Linked DNA regions of Mus musculus: region 2 is linked to region 1. A link is a contact called in ENCODE POLR2A ChIA-PET data. All regions are on one chromosome and are shown on one strand. Each heading gives the region's core, a stretch centred on a gene start or an enhancer-like site at or near the end of the contact. The rest is flanking DNA. Distances are from core to core; before and after follow the strand shown.

Region 1 (2,700 bases), core at 124-2,623:
GACTTCAGGGTGCCTCAAACTTCGGCTCAAGAAATTCTAAGTGGTCTTGGAAAGCCTCAGAACAAGCCTATCACCCCAAAATTTAGGATTTCCTGAGGCAGGAGAATTATATCCAAGCGATCCTGGGCTACCTAGCCAGACCTTGTCTCAAAACGGGGTGGGGGTCGGGGGGAAATGCTTGGAACGCTTTGTGGATTCCAGTGTCAAAGGGGAAAATGTTGCCGCAGCGATTCATACTGTACGGAAATACAGTCTGACCAGTGGAGAATCTACATGTACCGTCACAGCGACATTCGATTTGGGAACATGATCACACACATACAAAACCCTATCCCCAGAAAACAAGGACTTTCATTAACCTGTTCTAGACCCGTCCGAGTTGGAAAATGTCTTGTCAAGCCCTCAGATCACGTGGACGAGTGGCTAAGGTGGAAAGGGAGCCTGGGAGCGGCGGCTGAGCCCAGATCCACGCCTGCACGCTTCAGCAGCAAGGACTCCAGATCGCCACCCAACTAGCTCACCGCCTCCACCAGAACTTCTACTTGTAAGCGCCCACCACTGGAGGCAAAAAGCACTTTCTTCTCGGGACTCGGGGGGCGGGGGGGAGGATCTCGTACACAGAAAACCCCCCAAACCCCCGAGACCTACCACTTTGGACCCGAACAAAAAGCGTGTGTGCTGAGGAGCGGGGGTGGGAAAGAGCGAAGCAGGAATCCGCGCGGCCCAGCCGCCTCCTCCCTCGGAGCGCGCCCAAGTCTGCGGCCTCCGGCTCCGGGACGCTCCCCTCCCACCGGCCGCCCAGCCGCAGCTGGAAGTTAGCGAAGCGCGCTCTGGGCCCGTCAATCAAGCGCGGCCTCCCGCCTCCACCTCCCCTCCCCCCACCCCCCCAGCACAAAATAAAATAAAGGGAAAAGAAGTAATTTGGGAAGTCGTCTGGAGAGGGGATTCGTCCGGAACCCGGAGAGGCCGCGCGCACCGGACTGACGGCCGGCCCCGAGCGAAGCCGCTCGGCAGACCCCCGCCACCGGCTCCTCGCCGCGCGCTTTCCACGCTCCGGCTCCCCGCACCGGTCGGCGCCGCCTCGGCCACGCACTCCGCCAGGCCCGTGGCCCAGCTTCGGCCAAAGTTGCGCAAATGGCCCCGACGACTGGCAGCTACTCACCGGGCGCGGTGGGACGCGCGGCTGCGGAGGTTTTATGGAGTTGAGGGCAGCGGAGCCGCTGGGAAGGCGGGCGGAGGCGAGGGGCTGCGGGCTGCAGTTGACGGCGCGCGGCGCTCGGCTGGGCTGCGCCGAGACACTCCGGGCTCTGCCAGGGACTGCGCTGCAACAAAGGACTTCCGCTGCCGCACAGCCGCGCCTGCCGCACCGCACTGAGCCGGCCCCGCTTACGCGGCGACTCCGGGTCTGCCCACCAGTTCGCGGCGGCGTCCGCCAGCCTTCCCCTCCCTCTCGCCCGCCCACCCACTCCGCCGCTGGCGGCTAGGGGCACCCGCGGTCGCCTGTTGGTTGCAACAAGTTTCTGCGTCGGGCCGGGGAGGCTGGCACTGCCCGCAGCGCGGGCGCCCGGGCGGCGGCGGCTGGAGCAGCACTGTCGCCCCTCTCCCCGGAGTCGGCTTGGCCCTCCTCCTGTTTGCACAGCTGGACGCCACTGGGATCCTCCCGACTCCCCCAGGGCTGGATGCCGATCGCCCTCTACCCAGATGTCAGACCCCTGTCCCGCAGGGCCCCGCAGTTGGACCCGCCCCCGCGCTCCACCCTGGACGCCTGGAGGGGGGGGTGACACTCTCGTCCCGTCCAGCCTAAAGCCTGTCCGCTCGGGGTCCTCCGTGCCCCCCGACTCCTCTTCGCGTGGGCCCGCCAGCCTCGGGCCTGAGTCACTTCCCCCGCCATGCCCCGCCCGGCCCGCCTCCCTCCCTGGCTCCCGCCGCATGTGGCTGCCTGCCCCGCGCCCTCGTCCCCCTCCCGCGCCAGACGCCGGTGCATCCTTGCCCGTCCCCACCCAGGGCCGAGGGGGCACCCGTGGTTTTTTTTTGTTTTTTGGGTTTTTTTTTTTTTTTTTTTTTTGCACACGCCGGGGAAAGTTCCCAGGTCACGCCAAGACGTGTGGGGAGCCAGTGACGCTCGAACTTGTCCCCACACTTCCGCCTCCAGTCACGACTGGGGACCGTGGCAGAGGCGCGCCCGGAGCGCGGGGCCGACCCCCGCCTTGGCCACTCGGGCGGGCAGGCAGGCGCGCGCGCACGCACGCACGCACGCAGGCAGGCACGCACACTAGCCGGGGTGCCGCTCGCTTCCCGGCAGTCCGGTCACGTGGGCCGGGCGCGGGAAGCCGCGCGAGAGCAGCCCGCCGGGTGCGTGAGCGGGCGCAGCCGCGTGGTGTGCGCCGCGCGGGAGCCCGCCCCTCCCGCACAGAGAAGCCCGCCCGCCAGTCCGCCGCCGCGGCGGAGTCTGGGTAAGCAACGCGGCCCTGCCCCTGTGGGCTGCTCCGGGCTCAGTCCCTCCCGCCGCGAGCCGCCCGGGCGGCGGCTGCAGCTGCACCCGTCGCGGGACAGATGCAAGTAGCCGGGGAGAGGGGTGCTGTTTTTGGTCCGTTGGAGATGTCAGTCAGGGCCCAAGGAGGACATTAGCAACGGCGAGCGAGTGCTGGGCGCGCGGAGCCGCCCCTGGCCGTGGGCCGCCGGGGCCTAACGCGGGCGGGA
Region 2 (2,700 bases), core at 146-2,645, 140 kb before region 1:
ATTGCTGGAATGTAAGCACCCCAGCTTTGGAGTCTAGGAGAGCAGCAGAGATGCCACGGTAAAGACGCTTTCTGAGCTTGACGTGGGCTCCACCATTTGGCCTTGCCATCAAGTTCCAGACCAATGGTTCTCAGCGTAGTCAAGGGTACCCTGAGCTGTGGAACTATTGGGAGTAGTTGGCTGTGTGCCAGCACATGCTACAGGCTTAATAACCCATGCCGTGGTTCTTATTAAGAACAAAGCCATTTCCAGGGTCTTTGTCAAAATTCCTGATGACCAAATTCCTCCAACTTACAGAGTCCAAACAGGAGATGCCAGGAGGGGGGAAAAAAAAAAAAAGAAAGAAAGAAAAGAAAGGTCATCCTGGGGAGAGCATGCTGGGTTCAATGGACTGGAGAGGTGGCTCAGTGGTTAAGTGCACCTCTGGAGGATGTAAGTTCTATATTCCAGCATCCATACTGGGTGGGAGGTCACTACCATCAGCTTCAAGAGATCTGATGCCCTCTTCTTCTTTTTTTTTTTTTTTTTTTTTTTTTTGGTTTTTCAAGACAGGGTTTCTCTGTGTAGCCCTGGCTGTCCTGGAACTCACTCTGTAGACCAGGGGCTGGCCTCGAACTTAGAAATCCACTTGCCTCTGCCTCCTGAGTGCTGGGATTAAAGGCGTGCGCCACCACGCCCGGCTCCTGATGCCCTCTTCTGACCTCCGTGGGCACTCAGACACATGGGATGTACACACAAACACACACACAGAGTAAAAATACATCTTTAAGAAAACAAGATTAGGGCTAGAGAGACGGCTCAGTGGTTAAGAACACTGGCTGCTCTTGCAGAGGACCAGGGTGGTTGCAAAGCCTCCTCGTGGATGCTAACAACCATCTGTAGCCACAGTTCTAGAGGATCCAGTGCCTTCTTCTGGCCTCTGATGGATGGCATTCTAAACATGTGGTATACAGACAGACAGACAGACAGACAGACAGACAGTCAAAACCACCCATATACATAAAATAGAAATAAATCTTTACAAAACTAAAAGCCTGTAGCCAATGAGATATGGCCTAGGCCAAAGAGCCTGCTCCTGGGATGGGAGGAGAAGGAGACTAGTCTGAGCGGAAAGGCCTGACAGGGAGCAGAGCCTAAGGAAAGGACATCCAGACCCTGAGCCACTAAACACTGTCCCTACCAGGCCCCTGGCTATAACTCCTAGCTAGGGAGGTACCTCTAAGGGGGGTGTACAGACCATAAACATTGCAGTCAGTGAGGCTGGAGTCACCAGACCTGCAATAATACGCCTTTCTGCCTTACTGGAGAGAGAGGGCATTGTGTCTGTCAGCTGTGTCCTGAGACTCGTAGTGAAGCTCGCCTCTCAGAAAGGCTCGATTGTCTTGAGCAACCTCTACAGCCTGGGGCTTCCACCCAGTCCATGACAGCAAATGTACAAAGAGAGCCACTCTCAGGGGACAGGGTCCCTGTAACCCTCAGTCTCAGCTGCCTGGAGGAGTCAAGGTAGCAAAGAGATGCAGGCTGAGGCGGATGCTTCGGGACAACCTCCATTAAGTCAGAGCTGTAGAAACATTTCCCCTGCTGTGAAGGGACTCTCAACCCAAACCCAGAACATCTGTTAGGAAACTTGGTGGTTAGGAGCAGAGGTGTGGAGTCAGAGTTCTTGGGTTAAAGTCTTTCCCCCCTGAGGCAGTTACTACTAATGATTTAGCGCAAAACTGAAGATAAGGCATAGTTTCCATCCGACTGGAGACAAGGCCGTATGGAGATTGAATACACTGCTATCTGATCTGGAGTTTGTATTGCTCCACACGTGGGAAGGACAGCAAAGCATCCGTCTAGTACAGCGGCTCTCAACCTGTGTGTGGGTCACGGTCCCTTTGGGTGTTGCATATCACATCTCCTGCATATCAGATATTTACATTACATTATGATTCATAACAGTAGCAAAGTTACAGTTATGAAGATGCAATGACAATAACTATATGGTTGGGATCACCACCACATGAGGAACTGCATTAAGAGGTCACAGCCTTAGGGAAGTTGAGAACTACCAGTCTAGTAGGAGATCTGCACCTTGTCATTATTAAAGGGAGACCCCTGTGCCTGGTTCCTTGTCTTCGGCCTATGAAGCGTCAGGAGGCGTGGAGGGGAGAATCTCTTTTTACAGAGCCCTCTTCTCCAGCAAGAATCTCCATCAGGAGATAATATTTAGTGCACTGCCTAAAATCATTCCAGGCAATGACTTTGCCATGTTTTTCCCCCTCCTACAATTTGTCCCTTTGTCATCTCTCTGTTGCTGGGAGAGGGTCATGAAGTGTACACAAGGAGAGCCTCCTCTGCCTGCCTCTGCTTTGCCTCCCACGGTTCTCTCTGAGCCTGGGACCAGCCCAGTTCTCTGGAGGTTCCCACTGTCTCCTCCTCTCTAGGCATCTGGAAGAACCAACACCCTCTTTGCAATCATCCACCAAAGGAGCTTCCAAAAGCCCTGGGAAGCCAGGCACAGCCTCTCCTCCCTCCTGTGGCTCCAGACCCTGCAGGAATTGGGAGGGAACAGGGCCTGCTGGGTTCCTGCCCAGTCCTGAGCCAGGCTGGGCCAAGGGGCCTCTCCTTCTCCCTCCCCTACAGACACATAGGGCTTTATCCTGAGATTATGCCATGGAAACTATGTGCTCCGTCTGCCCTATTCACATGGCCTCA

Evidence for each region. ChIA-PET counts read pairs that join two places held with the same protein, here RNA polymerase II (POLR2A).
Region 2: POLR2A ChIA-PET joins it to region 1 with 13 read pairs in Patski. The contact joins the enhancer-like site here to the promoter of Zbtb1 in region 1. POLR2A ChIA-PET finds 5 or more read pairs at or near these places in 2 of 5 experiments (Patski and embryonic stem cell).

The regions. Positions count from the first base shown.
Region 1 is chr12:76,369,193-76,371,892 of GRCm38, reverse strand. Zbtb1 (zinc finger and BTB domain containing 1) reads right to left here and starts at 1,373. Exons shown (of 2, transcript NM_178744.3): 1 at 1,163-1,373. It overlaps Zbtb25 (zinc finger and BTB domain containing 25), which reads left to right and starts at 2,333. Exons shown (of 3, transcript NM_028356.2): 1 at 2,333-2,453.
Region 2 is chr12:76,506,588-76,509,287 of GRCm38, reverse strand. No RefSeq gene overlaps it. Among named protein-coding and RNA genes, the nearest start is that of Gm40445, 16 kb to the left of the region's middle. Within about 2 kb of position 1,395, at least 3 of the 3 ENCODE cell types and tissues checked have a DNase peak (open chromatin) inside an H3K27ac peak, as active enhancers do.